Linked DNA regions of Mus musculus: region 2 is linked to region 1. The links are chromatin loops, found by intact Hi-C in ENCODE. Cell type or tissue: heart. All regions are shown on one strand. Each heading gives the region's core, and the rest is flanking DNA. Links, peaks and the distances in the headings are about the cores only.

What was found. Peaks named below come from ENCODE experiments on the same cell type or tissue, not always from the same donor. Only the 100,000 strongest peaks of a DNase experiment are listed, where the experiment ranks them.
Region 2: a loop joins it to region 1, with 2.6 times the contacts of the local background. A loop is called at or near these places in 2 of 42 quality-filtered maps.

The regions. Positions count from the first base shown.
Region 1 is chr17:30,585,927-30,594,260 of GRCm38, forward strand. It overlaps Glo1 (glyoxalase 1), which reads right to left. Exons shown (of 6, transcript NM_025374.3): 6 at 6,935-8,300. The coding sequence ends at 8,212. Among named protein-coding and RNA genes, the nearest start is that of Btbd9, 14 kb to the left of the region's middle. In heart, for the core only: a CTCF peak has its summit at 5,066; a DNase peak (open chromatin) is centred at 5,085.
Region 2 is chr17:30,110,014-30,118,347 of GRCm38, forward strand. The region is part of intron 2 of Zfand3 (zinc finger, AN1-type domain 3); the gene reads left to right. Among named protein-coding and RNA genes, the nearest start is that of Zfand3, 110 kb to the left of the region's middle. In heart, for the core only: a CTCF peak has its summit at 4,947 (motif pointing right); no DNase peak of the experiment used is centred there.

The DNA of each region.
Region 1 (8,334 bases), core at 148-8,147:
AAGACTGACACACGGAGGCCAAATAGTACTATGCATTCATTATACGTCTTCGTTTGCTCTGCCTAAGTTACGGCTTTAATCTTTTCATCTCCTTAAATGATCTGTATCAAAGAGATGATGGGTAAGGCCATGAAAGTGGGAGACATCGCCAAAGAAAGAAGAGCCCATGTGGAAAGGGCAGTGCTGAGGACAGAGTATTAAAGGAATAGTTTCTATTCGAGGAGCAGGGTGCACAATAGTTCACATTCCCTCCCGGCTTCCGAGCCCCCACCCCCTGTGAGGAAGAATCGCCGCAGATCCACCCTTCAGTGATGGAGTCAAGATCTACCTGGAGTCAGCTCCTTTTTAATCTCACCCTGCATTAAAAAAGAAGAGAACCTGGGGACAGAACAGCCAGGAAAGTCAGAACTAGCAATCACAGGTCCCTTCATGGATGCAAAGGGAAGGGCATGTGAAGGAAGGCAAGTATGTATGTGCACGTGTCCGGTGCATGAATGCCATTCAATGGGCAACTTCCCCTACTGTGTGCTCCAGGCTATCTGGCCTGCCAGCTTCCGGGCCATTCACCTGTCTCTACCTCCCATCTCACCACCGGAGTGTTGGGATTCAGGATGTGTGCGGCCAATCCACCTTATTTTTCCTTTTTTTTTTTTTTTTTTCAAACATGGGTTGCAGCTTGCATGGTTAGTGCTTTAAGCACCTTAGTTGTCTCCCTAGTTCCTAAAACAATGTTCTTCTAGTGAGCAGGGTGTGTGTTCTCCAGTCACTAACAATACTCAGTAGTAAGGAGATTTCAGCATGAATGACGGCAGTGGTGGGAGGAGGAGTGACAGGGACCGTAGGTCGGGATCAGACACAAGGACACCTGTCCTTGGTTCTAAGTACAGAGTTCCTCCTCTCACTCTTCCTCCACTTAGGGTAGTTTCCTTTGTGGGGAAAAGTGTTATTTTTAATTGAAGTCTAACAAGAACAGTAAGGCACACAAATACAACATGTGAGACGTTCACAGTGTACCCTAGTAAAAAGGAAAAAAATGGAACCTTGCAGTACCCCTCCCCCAAAGCCCCTTGGCTTTCAGTTACTGCCATTTCCTCTTCCCCATGATGACTGTTTCTCCTGACTTGAAATTTTGGTTCTTCAGAGAGCTTAGCATGGGGGGAGAGGTAGCTTATGTACTGGCAGAAAAGCTGTCCGTTGACTGCGATAGCGCAATCTATGAAACACATCCATTCATAATGAGGACATCTGTAAGTGGCTCTGAATTCCCTGGAGCTGAAAGTAGGGTGCACCATGACATAACTAAGCTGCTTAGCCCCGTAGAAAGGAAAGTCGCACTGTAACAGATGATTTGCAAAGCCATAGGGGCCACTGATGGACAGAGAGTCACGAGAGAACCGGGGGAACATGGACCATAAGGGGAAAGCCAATAGCCAGCCACCCAATGTCTCGCTCACTCTAATCTCTCAAAAGAAATCAGAGATAGGTGATGGAAGGACCAAGGGCCACTGATCCAAAACTTAAAAATGCTTACCCAATGGGCTGGAGAGATAGCTTAGTAGTTAAGAGCACTGGCTGCTCTTCCAGAGGTCCTGAGTTCAATTCCCAGCAACCACATGGCGGCTCACAACCATCTGTAAATGGGATCTGATGCCCTTTCTGATGTGCATGAAGACATCATACTCATATACATAAATAGATCTTTAAAAAAGAGAAAAGAGATGCTTACCGGATTTCAACCCTTGAACTTGTTTTCAGGTTGAGAATCTGCTGAGTGTCTGCCAGGAAGAAAGACTGCCCCTGGTATGACTTCCCGGGGCAGTGCTCATTTACCAGGGATCCCATTCAGTGTCCTGCTCTGGCTCCTACCCACCCGCAGTTGGTGCTTCCTGTTCCAACAACTCTAGGTGCTGCTAACCCACAGATTCGTGGAGAACATTGACAACTAGGGCTACCAGCCTCCAAGTGCAGTGCAGTGACTGAGCAGCCGCATCAGTATCACCTGGGAATGTTTGTTGTTTTTTTTTTTTAAATATTTATTTATTATATGTAAGTCACTGTAGCTGTCTTCAGACACTCCATAAGAGGGCGTCAGATCTCGTTACGGATGGTTGTGAACCACCATGTGGTTCCTGGGATTTGAACTCCAGACCTTCGGAAGAGCAGTCAGGTGCTCTGACCCACTGAGCCGTCTCACCAGCCCCACCACTTGGGAACTTGATAGACATGCTTATCATAAGGCTGTGGTGGTCAGGGTTGGACAAGCTTGAGAACCTATGGCTGGGAACCCATGTGGAAGAGCCTGGTGTGTAGCTAGCACATGTCATCTGTCACCCTGATACTGAGCATGGCTGGAGAGAGGTGGATCCCAGGGGCTCCGTGGCCAGCAGTCTAGCTCAAATGGTCAAGTCCAGATTCAGCTATAGACTGTTTTTGAAAAACAAAACAAAACAAAAATGAGCTGGGCGTGGTGGTGCATGCCTTTAATCCCAGCACTTGGGAGGCAGAGGCAGGCAGATTTCTGAGTTTGAGGTCAGCCTGGTCTACAAAGTGAGTTCCAGGACATCCAGAGCTATACAGAGAAACCCTGTCTTGAAAACCAAACCAAACCAAACAAAACAAAACAAAACTGAAGGTGTAGCAATGGAAGAAGATAACCCAATGTCTGCCTCTGACCTCCACACATTCTTTTTTTTCTCCCCCTCCCTGCCACACACACACACATACACACATACACACACACACACATCACAGCAACTACTTATTCAAATATTCATTTTAGAACCCTCTGCTGGCCTATTCCATCAATGGGGTCTAGACACCGGTGTTTCAATAAACCCCAAGTGATTCTGACACATGTCCAATTCTTCAGATCCACAAATGTCCATCTGATGCTAGAAACTGCCACTGATAGACCCACATAGGGTGGTTAGTATTGATTTCAAACCTAGTTTACTCCTATTGATATTTTTGCTCGCTACCATCCTGTCCGTTCTTCTTCTGAAGATCATAATTTTTCTCAACACTGCGACCGTGTTGTATCCCCAGCCTTGTTCTACACAGACATTTAATATGATTTTGTGCCCCCAATCATGCTCTGAACACTCCATTAAATCTTTATATTGTTACATGACACGATGCCGAAAACATTAACTCACCTCCTTGCATGTCTTGTTAACTCACGGCCCATATCCATTCAAGCAGCTAGACCATGGGCCCCGCAGTGCCAGGCAGGAACCTTGAAGCTTTGGCCTGGGAGGGGGGTCAGGAAGGACAGCCCTGAAGATCAACGGGTCCCTAGGTAGAGACTTTCTATTCCTGTAGCTAACCGAGAAAAGGGAGAAATCACAGCCCTGAGATGTAGGCCGTCTGTCGATCTGGAGGGGCAGAGGCTTGCTTGTCTTTGGCTTCTGGACACAGCTTGAGGAAGTTAGCAGTACACTTGGGGAGTTAGGGCTGGGAGGGGTGTGCCTAGGAGACTATAGTTTTAAAATACAAAATGAACATTAGCCAAAAAAGAAAAGAAAAAGAACACTGCTTCAGAGTGAACAGTGGGCAGTGGATGAGAAAGCGCTGACTTTCATGACTGTTTTCTACCTAACCTGTTTCAGCTTTGTTTGTTTGTTTTGTTTTGTTTTGTCTAGACAGGGTTTCTCTGTGTAGCCCTGGCTGTCCTGGAACTCACTCTGTAGACCAGGCTGGCCTCAAACTCAGAAATCCACCTGCCTCTGCCTCCCAATTGCTGGGATTAAAGGCGTTCGCCACCACCGCCCGGCTTCCCTTTTTTTTTTTCCTACTGTAAAAAAGTAATGCAAGCAACAAGCCACATTTAATTTAGAAATTAAAACCACTGAATATTTTCTAGGATGTAGAAAGCCACAGCATTAGCCAAATAAATAAAGCATTTGAAAGCCTTTAAACTCTTAAAGACTATTGTAAATCTAATGTGCTTTAAAATACACACACACACATATATATATGTATATTTTTTAGAATTATGTTTACCCTGTGTGTGTATGTGTGTTTGTGAGTATAGAGCCCAGAAAAAGATGCCAAATCTAAAAAGGTTGATGTGAGCCACCCAACATGGGTGCTGGAAACTCAACTCAGCCACTGCTCTTAGCCCTGTCTTCAGCCATAATGTGTATTTTGATGACATTTATGAGGTACCTATTTTATTACAGCTCTAAAAGTCCTGGGTATTAGCATTTTAAAAATATTCTGGGGCTGGAGAGATGGCTCAGTGGGTAAGAGCACTGACTGCTCTTCCAAAGGTCATGAGTTCAAATCCCAGCAACCACATGGTGGCTCACAACCATCCATAATGAGATCTGATGCCCTCTTCTGGGATGTCTGAAAACAGCTACAGTGTACTTACATATAGTAAATAAATAAATCCTTTTAAAAAATATTCTGTAATATGCTAACATCAGTAGGTCTCATTTGGGGGGTGCGGTTTGAGAAAGGATTTATCTATGTAGCCCTTGGCTGTCCTGGAACTTGCTCTGTAGACCATGCTGACCTCCATCTGCCTGCCTCTTCTCCCTGCTCCCTGTCCCCCGTCCCCAACCCCCGAGCACCGGGATTGGAGGACATGCACCCCCACCACCTGGACAGTAGGCCTCAGATTTATGCACTTGCTGTAATTTCTCTTAACTATTGACTGGATTGAGCTGAGTCATCACCATTGAAGAGAAGCCTGCTTAAGCACAGCTAACTGTCACTAGCTGGCTATTCTGTGTCGTCCGGGTTACTGTTTCCTTGGTGTTACTGCTCAACTGTCCGTTACTAACGTGTTCCATTAGTTGCCTCGAAATTCTAAGTATGCAATTTAGCAAAACACTACATAAAACACTGTATAGAAGGGCTCCCGAAGACAAATGGCTCAGGTATGTAGCTGCTGATCAGAGGTGGAAAATCCCCGCTGTCCGTTGCCGGAAACTATCGAAGTGAAGACTCTGCCCATTCATTCCCTTGGAAACGCTATCAGGACCCATTCCTCTTTGAAGAAACTAGAATCAGAAATCTTAAGAAAGACCAGTGGTTTCAGCGGAGCAGTACTGACCCCTAGGGGTCATTCTGGAAATGTGTGGGGGCCCGTTTTCAGTTGGTTTGACAAGTGGTATTTAGTGGAGGAGGATGTTGGTTGGTGTGATGTCATTCAAGTTGGCATTTAGTCTAGGCTCCGCCCACAGTTACCTGGCAACAGCCAGGTGTGCCTGACTCACACCCCCTCCTCTCTTGCTCCCTTCCCCTTCCCCTCTCTTCTCATTCCCCTTCCCCCTCTCTCCACGTGCTCATGGCCAGCCTCATGACTCCTCAGTTTGGAGTTTCACATAGTTTATTTTCCTCTGAAGAGAACAGTGTAGAAAAGGAGGTGGCCGGAGATTAAGTTTACAGGAGAGAAGTTGACAAGCATAACCTCAGTAGGCTATGAGTTATGTTAGTGATCTTGCTGGATACAGTGGCCTCGGGATGAGAGCATTTCACCTGCATTTCAACTCCCACTTAAAGAAACAAAACCTCATTTCAGCATGTCACCACACAAAGTCAGAGCCCCCCCCCCACTGGGAAATGGTAAATAAGTAACATCACATAAAACTGTTGGTCTTCCAGAACGTAAGGAGATCAATTTGGCTGCAGAGCCTTGGAAAACACTTTCAGCCCTTAGACAAGTGAGGAATCCCAGGTTACTTCCTTTCAATGGCCGTTTTTAGTGGACACACAGCACTGACTGGCCTTAGCCATCTTTGATCATATATGTGTCAAGTGACGGGATGAACAAGCTGTAGGTATCAGGACTTCTTGCAGGCCAACTCTGCAGTGCATGCCCTTGGGCCTTCCCATGCTTCTAACAGCATCTTGAGAACAAAGGTCCCTCCACAACCAAGTTGTCAAGGTCTGTGTACTATGCTATGGGACAACTCTGGGGTCCTTCGAAATTCCTCTGACTAGGCCCACTCCCCAAAATGGTACTTGGAAATGAGCTCCTACAAGGCAAATTACTTAGGTGGAGCCTCCTGGAATGGGATGCATGTTGCAGTAAACTTCTGCCCCGAGAAGGCACAGTACCTGTCCACAAGGCAAAGTGCCTGTCCACAAGTCAAGAGGACCCTTGCCAGACACTGCAAAGGCTGCTGCTTCATAAGAAGTTGCAGCCTGCCGGGCGGTATTGGCGCACACCTTTAATCCCAGCACTCAAGAGGCAGAGGCAGGCTGATTTCTGAGTTCGAGGCCAGCCTGGTCTACAAAGTGAGTTCCAGGACAGCCAGGGCTATACAGAGAAACCCTGTCTTGAAAAACCAAAAAAAAAAAAAGAAGAAGAAGAAGTCGTAGCCTCCTGCAGTGTGAAAAGGAAATGTTCACACGTCTATAGCCTCCTGCAACCTCCAGGCGACTGTACCAGTAGAGGACTGTCTCCCCTGAGCAGCAGCAAGGTCCCCAACCCCCAGCCTGTTCTTCCCACCGCTACTTGCCAGGTAAGTGTATTTGCAAGTGCACTGTCCCAACTCCTGCCAAGGCCTGGCCACATACATGCTTTTCAATGCATACAGAAGCACACTTAAGGAATAAGGATTATGTCCTGGCAAGACTCACCTAGCAAGTACTTCCCACCCCTAGAAATATGGTTCACATTGTTAAATTGGGTAGGTCCAGTATTAGAATCCCATTTGGTGATTCCAGCATTGGACATTTGAAACTGGCCCTCCTAGATTCCTGTGACCCACCTTTTGATATCTGGTCTTTCTCCTGAATGTACTTCATTCCCCCAAATCTTTTGATTTGACATTTTCTTTCCCATGCTTTTTCAACCATAGAAGCTACCTGGCTTAGTCTGTACAGACTCATGTGTATCCCTGGTTCAGCGCAAACTTCTTTTGAATCCTTTCAGGCCTCAAGACCAGCCTTTTACACAAAGGGACTTGCTGCCCAGACCTTTATGTACTAAACAGTGTTAGCTTTATTTCAGCCTATGATGTGTTTAAACTGCTCACATAGATCACCAAGTGCCCATAGCTGTGTAGCGCTTGGCATTGCCCACGCCCGTCTTCCACTGCAGCAGGCAGGAAACTTCGCTGCAGTCTGACCTCAAATTGGGTTTTGTCCTCCAGTTGTTGAGTCTTCAAATCACCTCTGAGAATCCATTAATCCTGTCAGCAGGGAAGACCACAGAGCTAATGCCCGACATCTGACTCAGCACTGAACATAACATGCTACGTGATTACAAGCATCATGAAGACCATGGGGTGGGGAAGACTCCCTCCAATGTGGGGCTCACTCACAGGTGTCCCCTAGAGCAGCCTTGTACTATTGACCTCTGTGCTTCTTTCTCTGTGGTATTCAAGCCCAAGTGTGAGCAGAGAGCATAGGCCAGACTCCCGGCAGGTTCCTCAGTAGGGCAGGAGGTACCATGAGGCATAGGCATAACCCAGCTACTAGAAACACTGACCGCCCAAGCCTTCAGACCAATCAGGTGGCTTTGTCTGTCGTAACCACAGTACTCATTATTTACATAAAGGATGCTACAGCATGGCCCATTGTCTAATCCCTTCCTCCTCCGTATTCCCAGAAAAGTAAAGTTAGTCCTTGAATTCTGAAAGTACTTTATACATACAAAAAAAAAGAAAAAAGAAAAAAAGAAAATTAGTATTTCTATCTGTGTCCTTGTCAGCATGATTCCGAATTGCTCTCAGGAGTACCTTCTCTTTTGTAAGATAAACACTATGCTGTTTGAAGTACACACAAAAAAATCTCATTTCTGTTCACTGCTCTGTACTTCCCATTATGGAAAGTTATTTCTGAGGAACTGAAACCCCAGAAGGTAACAGACCCCAAAAAGAAACATTTGAAACAAAATTCTAAATGATGAATCAGAAACAGACTTGAGCAGTCTTTAAGAGACAGGCAGTAGCAACTGTGATCTCTAAAGGGAGCTGTTCTAATTATTATCTTAAATGTAAAGTCACACAACTTTGTCAAGGTCATAAGATAAATTGCTACTTGAAAATTAGGTTGGCAAAACAGAGGGGAGATTTTTAAAAACCCACTGAATCAGGACAATGAAAAGGGTTTCAGGAGGATTTGAACTGGAGCAGAGAGACCCATCAGTCCCCAACGCTTCTGGTCGCCGCAGCATCTTGAATCACGCTGTTTCTTTTCCACGCCGCTTTGTTCCCGCTGTCCCCCATACCTCAAAGGCACATTCTCCCGAAACTAAATAATCGTTGCTATTTTGTTAGGATTCAGAATCTCAATCCAGTAGCCGTCAGGGTCTTGAATGAACGCCAGTCCTTTCATTTTCCCTGTATAATGAACACTTTTCATTACTAGAAGGCA
Region 2 (8,334 bases), core at 324-8,323, 480 kb before region 1:
ATATTTGTTGGGGGAACTAAGACACTGTACTTTTACCATCCAGTAAGCTGTTTTGTTAATACTACATGAATCTTAGCAAGTTAAATGTGACTTTCAGGATGAGAGAGGTCAGATCTTTGAGCAGACTCCTGAATTTCATTCTCCTCTGGTTTTCATATTTCTACCTTCTGTACATTTAAGAGTGAAACACAAAGCTTCCTAAGCTGTGCTTTTTAGCTGTGGACTGGCCCATGTGGCTCAGGCCTTAGATAAAACCAGAAATAATCGTCAGGTCGTAGTTTTCTAGTGAACTGTTGCATGGGGTTGAAATGTGGCTGTATGTAGGCTTCTTGTTTTCCTGCTTGTAGAATGATGATAATTGTACTGCCTCCAGGACTGTGGTAGCTGCAAGGTGATGTGTGTGTTGGCTGCCTTCTTAGAGCTAGGGCATAATAATTTGTGATCCAGCACCGATCAGCTTGATGATAAAAGCACGTTGGCAGTTATCTCATAAAGTGTGGTGCTTATGTGACATTTTGGTCATGGCAAGGAAAGCCGCACAGCATCGTGAATGGCGTTTACAGTAGAGTAGAAGCACCCGCTTTCCAAAGTGATCATGCGGGGGTCCAGGGTTCTTAAAGGGAAACTTAGAATCTCTTCTCATTTCGCCTCTTTGCTCATTACACAGTCTCGTACTGTGCAGATTGCTGCAGGTCTTCTCACCAAATGAGTTTTGTATCTCTAAGTTAATTTTCTGCCAGAATCACTTGAGGCTGATGACCGGTGTTTGCGTAGCCATTAAGCACACTGCCAGGATATGTCCACTCCTTTCCACCGCTCCCATTAAACAGCTGTCACAGATTTGCAGATCTGCCCCCTTGCTCTGCATTAATTGTAGGGAATCATAGGGTACAGTGTAAGCTGACCTGTGGAGGAGTTGGTCAGGTTGTCGTCAGTGCTCGGAAGGGAAATGCAAATCTGTCATCTGGTGGATCAGATTTATTAGAGCTTCATAGTTACATAACTAGAAAAGATAGGGAAGGAATTGAATTGTTCGAATGCTGGGCCTTGGTGAACCTTTCCTTGCTTCATTCCAGAACTTGCAGCCAGTAATATTTAACAGTTCTGAGCAGCACATATTGGAGGAGTCTCGGGTTAGAAGCTCTCATTAAAGTTGTATATAGCACCCTGCTGAGCTTTACAATTGGTTTTGAAATGAAAATCTGTTAGATTAGAGCAAATATTATCCTAGCTGTGGTGATAAGTAATGTGGAAAAGATTAATGGTTTGTCTGTGAAGCCAGTGAGCATTGAGCCTGCTGCTTCAGTGCCCTGTTTGAAAAGGTTGGGGTGAGAGAGGAATCAGAAGAAAGGAGGATGGTGATTCCACAGCCCCTTCCCCTTGATAACACCAAGGCAGCTTTAAGTTTCAGTTATTCCCACAAGGATAAGGTAGACCCTGGTAGGACCTGGCTCTGTCAGTGGAATTGAAAAGCTGTGCTTCTGTCCTGTCCGCGGATATACTTCCCTTCTTCTCCTCAGGTAGGTGGTGGTCTGTGATCTCTCTCAGGAACAGACACCTGAGGATCATGGGTAAACATGAGCAGCAGCAGAGGGAACGTCTCACTTCCTCACCCATGACACACACCACATTGGAGGTGATGGGGATGCCGGCACCACCTAAGATTTCACTCCACAGAGCTGCCAAGGGCGGCCCTTGATTCCTCCGTCCAGTTACAAGCACTCTGTTCTCTGAGACCATCTGTTGAAGCAAGGAGAGTAGCGTCCACACTGTTGAGTGCAGTGTGCCCTGGCAGAGCAGGGTGGTTTTGGCATTTGGTGAGCCCTCAGCACCTGTACAGCATAGTGGACTTAGGACAGTGTCCCCACCTTCCTGACCTTGGCATTTGGAAGTTAAGTATCTCCTTAACAACACTAAATTAATTAATTAATTAATTAATTTATGTTAGATTTCTTAAAGTATGACATCCTGTAAGCTCTTATTCAAAGTTTTCTGTATCAGCAGCACCCTCCCCCCCCAGGATCTTGTTAGAGAAATGCAGGTCAGACCCGGTCACTGACCTGTGACATAAGTCAAGGAGAACCAGCATTTAGCCGAGACCATAGAATTACTGCAGGTCAGAGTTTGAGAAGCTCTGTGGTGAGCCACACTTGCTTTTTTGAAATAAGCATCAATGTATTTTTCTTTTTGTCCAAAGCAAACAAGAAGGCTGTTAAGAAAACAGAAGGAGAAGCTTCTGATTGTGAGTTTAGTGTCAGTGCAGCTCTGTGCTGCTCGGGACTGCGTCTCCTCCTTCATGGAGATGCTGCTTATAGATGCAGTTACTTCTCCCTACGCCTACAGCACACACAGGCCAGCTCTTTGCAGGCATTTAAGAAACAACAGCTACTATCTATTAAGTGTTTTATTGTGTTCCAGACACTATACTAAATTTATAAAGTAATTTACCTTACCTGATGGTGATGATAGTGATGGATGTCCATCTTTTCCTGTAAAGACTACCACCTACCTCATTGGAGACATCATCTGTCTTTGGCCTAGAGTTTACCAATAGGCTACACTGGATTTCGGGCAAACTTCAAGGGCCCTCCCCTCTCTGCTTCTGTAGTATTGGCCTTAAAAGTGTGGCAATCACAAACACGTACCACCACATCTAGCATTTTTTAATGTGGTTTCTGCGGATTGAACTCAGGTCTTCACTTTACCAATTGAGCTTTTCCTCAATTGAGCTTTCCCCCCCTCTCTTTTTTTTTTAAAAATGAGGAAGTAGACCCAGAGAACTTAAAGGAACTTTGTTAGTTCACTTAGCTCCTAAATCTTAATGAAATGCAGAGTGGTTTGTTTGAATGTAAAGACTAAGTAGCTTGCATTTCTTTCCCTCAGCCTGTTTCTACTGGCAAGCACAGAGTGCACACTTTTCATTGACTTGGACTGAGCAACTTTAGGACCGCTTGGTGCTTTGGTCCTATTGGACAAAGCATGTTTTGATAATAGGAGATGAGCGTTCTGGTGTAGCTCTGCCCCTGACTGTCTGGTGTCTCTTGCCCTTGGTTGCCCTGCAGATAGGTGTGTCTCCTTCCACAGAGTATGATTTGCAGGACATGTTATCTGTACCACCAAACACTCAGCATGAGTCTGTAAAGCAAGGAGGCTTTACAGATGAGACAGTCAGATGCTGAGCAGAGGTTGGGGGATTCTTCATTGTTTTTATTCAGAAAACTTGACTGGCGAGGGACCTGTGCTTGTGTGTGAGGCGTATTTTAAGGCAGACATCCCTCTCTTTGTTGGGAATAGTGGATCTGATTGACGCATCAGTCACTGTTGTCAGTTACAGTTTAGTACTTTAAAAAGTCATGAAAACAGAGGTACACGAAGTGACACATATGTTAATGAGCTTGATTTAGCCATAGCATAGTACCTATTTTAGAATAACATTGTGTATGATAAAATACGTAACTTTCTCAATTTAAAATATTCAGAAAAAAATTGAAAAGTTTTACAGTGTATACTAGGCAACAAGGAAGCACTTTGGCAAGAAAAAAAAATAACCAAAGAGTAAGATCTGTTTCATATACTTATAGGAAAAATGTCATTGCTTGTGAAAAATAAGAATTAGGTCAGGACAAAATATAGCTTCAGTGTTTTAAGTAAGTGGTAGCTGCACTTGCTCTCTGCCCAGGCTTTGGTCTCTAGTATGTGTTCTCACTAGTAAGCGTCTCCATCAATACAGCAAAAGAAAAACTTTTTAGAGTTTTCATGATATTCACCAGTTGAAGACATCGTTATAATAATATGCCTTTTCCAAAAATTCATTGCTCAACCTGGTAGTTCTGCTAAAGCGAATGTGTACCCAAAAGAATTGAACCCTAAGTAGGATACGTGACTAAGTATGTGTGTGTCACTTTTAGCTCGGGGCTTCTGGGCCTTATTTCTGAATTGCGTGGTATCTTCAGCAATAGGGACTTAACTTTCACCCCTGGCTGAGGGTAACCTAGGGCAATCAATAGCAGGGGGCCGTGTGCTAGACAGCTCTGGCCAACAACTCAAAAGAGGGCTTCTCATGGTTGGTCCTGGGAATTTTGGTAGGTGGTCTTGAACTTTTGGAGGGAGTGCTGTCAGCCTAGATGAGAAAAGTTCAATAAAATTATAAATATGTATTTGTACAATGAGTTATGGCACATTTTGTTTTCTATGGCAGTATTCATAGCGGATCAAACTCTGCTCACGTTTAGACTGTGCTGTGAGTGGACTGTCTTTGTTTTCTGTTCTCTCTAGAAGCCTTCAGAGAAGGTTTAGTTAATCACAGGGCACAATTTTTGTGACATTTTACTTGTGGTACCTAGCACAATAATTAAAATATATTGCTTGGCTATTGAAACAATATTTTTTTTATTACAGAGTTAAAACTGTCGTCTGGAAAGAAACTCTATTATTTAAAAATGAATATTATTTGGTAAATAACTTAAAATTTAAAAGAATAGCTTCAAATGGAAGGATATTGATACATTGCTTTGTGGATCAGTTTTCTGACCTTTTGTCCTCTTGGATCTGAAAGACCATTAATACAAAGTTGAACTTGTGGGAAAATGACAAGAATTTCCTCTTAAGTTCTTGTTTTTGGGCAGGCTTGCATTTACCTGTGTAGTTTTGTATGTTGTTACTTTTGATGGAACACAAATGTTGCAATTACTCTACAGTGTTTTTATTCAGTAGAGAAGTGTTACCTTTTCTCTGTGCAAGCTAGAGATGTTTGAGGGTAAGAATAACCCAGCGCGTAGGGGAGGGAGGTATCCAGTGTGACTGACCTAAGAGATTTTTGCTAAATTGCTTTCCTGAAGGTTGGATCTTACTGTGAAATGTGCACCCAGCCCTTTTGTAGCCCTTTGTATTTTTGTATTTCTTCCTGGGCCCAGAGGAACATCAAGGGAGTTTTTGTGAAGCCAGCAGAGGGCGCATATCTGATGCTCTTGTACTTGAAAACAGGACTGAGTGAATTTTTTTGAAGCAACTTGAAAACAGGACTGAGTGTATTTTTAAGGGTTCTTCATCAAAGCTCCTCCCTTCCCTCAACATTCTTTTTTTTTTTTTAAATTGTGATTTAAAAAAACCATTGTGAAATAAAATCAGATGAAAAAATGTTTTAAAGGATTTGTTGTCAAATCTGACAGTTGGTTTTCTCCCTAAGTTGGAGAACATCAATTTAGAGACAAGCATCTTACTGGGTAGCCCTGGCTAGCCTGGAATTTGTTATGTAAACCAGTCTTGACTTCAAACTCATAGATATCCACCTGCCTCTGCCTCCCTAGTGCTAAGATTAAAAATGTGCACTACCACTCCAGGTCTGTGATCTAGACATTTTTAAAGAAAGAGTGAAATTGAACAAAAATTGTGGCTTATTCAAGTGGTATTTATTTTATATTTATGACATTTAATTAAAGAAGGGTAACTGCTTTTAACCATTTTAAATTAAATTATAGTAATGACTGTGCTTTAGTTCATGTTATGAATTTGAAGTTCAAACGGTATAGGGAACAAAGTTACAATTCTGAATCTTATTCTCTTTTTAAATTTTTTTTCCCCTTTATGTGTTGTGTGTTGGCTCAGGTGTCATTTTAGGAGCTTTGACCTACTTCCCCTGAGACAAGATCTCTCTCTGGCCTGGGCCTCACTGTCTCTGTCTCCCAGTGCTGGGGTTACAGGGTGTGGCCTCCCAGCTGCCGTTCCCTGTGGATTTCTGGTTCTAGGATTGGACTCAGCATCCTGTGCTTGTGATGCCCATGGATCTTGTGCTGTTAAAGGGAACCAAGTGCAGTGGTGGGGCTTGTTACACTGTTCAAGCAGATCTGCCCTTAACCCCCACTGAGTCTTTCTTAACCTGTCTTCTCCAGAGCGGGGGAAGAGTTTCTGGCATAGAGAAATTTAACCCTCTTTTAACCTTATAAAAGCGTTAAAAAACCCCATTAATGCTTATTTCAACCCAGAAGTGCTTGCTTTCTGGGTGTCTTAGGGTTTTCGTTGTTGTGAAGAGATACCATGACCATAGCAATCCTTATAAAAGGGCAACATTAAATCAAGCTAGCTCACAGTTTCAGAAGTTTAGGCCATTGTCATCTGGTGGGATGCATGTCTGCATGCAGCAGACTCGGTGCTGGAGGAGCTGAGAGGTCGTCTACATGTTGACCCGAAGGCAGCCAGGAGGAGGCTCTGGATCACACTGGCCAGACTTGAGCGTAGATATTTGAGACCCCAAAACCCCGCCTCCACAGTGACACACTTTCTCTAACAAGGCTGCACTTCTCCACTAAGACCACACTTCTAATAGTGCCACTTCCCATGGGCCAAGCATATTCAGACCACAAACTGGGGGTGTTTCTATTTGACCAGCTGCTGCTGGCTACTTTGTGTTGCTAATGCTGGCTGTGTAATTGCTTTCTCAGTTAGTACACAGTGTACCTCTTTTTCAGCCTAAATCAAGCAAGGCCTTGTCTTCAGAACCTTGACTGAAAAGACGAGAGTGATGGCTGGGGGCAGGGCCGAGGAAGTGCCCCACATGCACCATGGGCAAACCTTATGTACTCATGTACTGAGGGTAAAGACTCGGCATGGGGAGATGGAAGGGGAGCTGCTTGGCGTGGGTTGACCCTGCTCCACTCATTCAGGGGTTTGTAACAGATTTTACAGGTCAAGACGAGTAGCAGATCACCGGTTAGAATTGATCTAGGTTTGAGAGGATTTTTTAGAGTGGAAACTGATGACAGTGATCCAAATAGTGGCCCACACTTTTGGGCTCACGTACATAAAGATCGTAAGACCAGCAAAATAAACCACTGGGGATTCTGGGAAGGAAAGGCTGAGAATAAGTAAAGGAAAGAACTCTGATCTCCGGAAGGAAAGTAGGGTATTGCTAGAGCAGAGTTAGTGAGCTTTCTGAGGGATCGGTTATTGCCTTCGGAATTGTTAGCTGAAGTGGAATAAGGATAAATGTCATTAGAAATGAGGCGAAGGCATCCGATGATGTCAGTGTCGGGGAGGTCATGTGCAGGGCGGACAGGAGGAGAGCAGCTCCCAGACGTGAGCTTGCTGGGAAGTGACAGAACGTCAGACGAGACCCTAATAAACTTTACCTGTTCTAGAATTGTCTTAGTAGAGAGGCTGTTTTCAAGGAAGCAGTTGATTTTCTTAGGGATTTTTAACTGTTCACAGTGGCTTGAGAGAACATGAAGCACTTGGGTGGTAAAAGCACTAGCATCAAGAAAGGCCCCACGGACACACGGCCCTCGGGGAGCACTGTGCTTGCTGTGGACACCTAGAGAAATGGTGACTGCTCACAACTGTACATGTCTCACGAGGGCACGGCCCACAAACGGATGAACCGTAAGAGTCTCAGAGGGAGACCATGCTAGAAAATTGTGAGTTCTACATGATACCTTTTTATTGGTTTCTAAAGTATGTTCCCTACAGGAATTATAGCCATTGTCAGCCTTAAAAAAAAAAAAAGTCACTTTACCTCCCTCTTTTAAAAAGGGCATAAAGCCAGAAATAGTGAGAAATTCTGTCTTTCTGTATTCATTCTTACAGGTTACTACTTTAAAAATTTATTTTGGTTTTCTTAGCCATTTGAGCACTTAGACCAAGAGTACATGTATGTTCTGAGAGTCTTGATTCAGACGGTCAAAAAATGGGTATTTGAATTTTTGTCATTGCTAAAGGTCACATTTTGCTTAGATGTAATCCAGTATATTCATGGATTATATAGATTAGAGTCAGTCCTAGGCATCCTTTTATGTGTGACAAACGGCGTTACAGTATTTGTGCCCCCCCCAAAAAACATTTTTTACTCAGGTTTAAAATTTCTGTTAAATATTCACATTTGATGGTTGCTTTCCATCTGATCAGTACAGTAGCATGGAGATTGAATTTGTTTGTCTCACATTAACCCTGGGGGTCATAAATACAGGCCAGCATTTCTTGGTTGTTTTTGAACACTGATGTGTAGGATTATGTGCATGCATTAAGATTCTTTTTCTTTGAATTACAGCGTGCAGCTGCAAGGCAGTAAGAACTAAAGTGCTGCAGCTCTGAAGGGCATCTCCAAATATGACATCTTCATTACGTTTGTTTACAGCCTCATTTTCAAAACAGATAATCACCATCTCTGCTTTTTTTTTTTGAACCTCTTTAACAAGGATTCCTTCCTTCTGCTGTTCTAATTCTGTTTATTCAGGCTTGGTTTCTAAGCAACCAAGATGATATATGGCTAGGCATGTGTATATATAGCATTTCAGTGATTGCATAGCTTGGCTTTGAAACCCCTAGTAATCATCTTTATAAAAG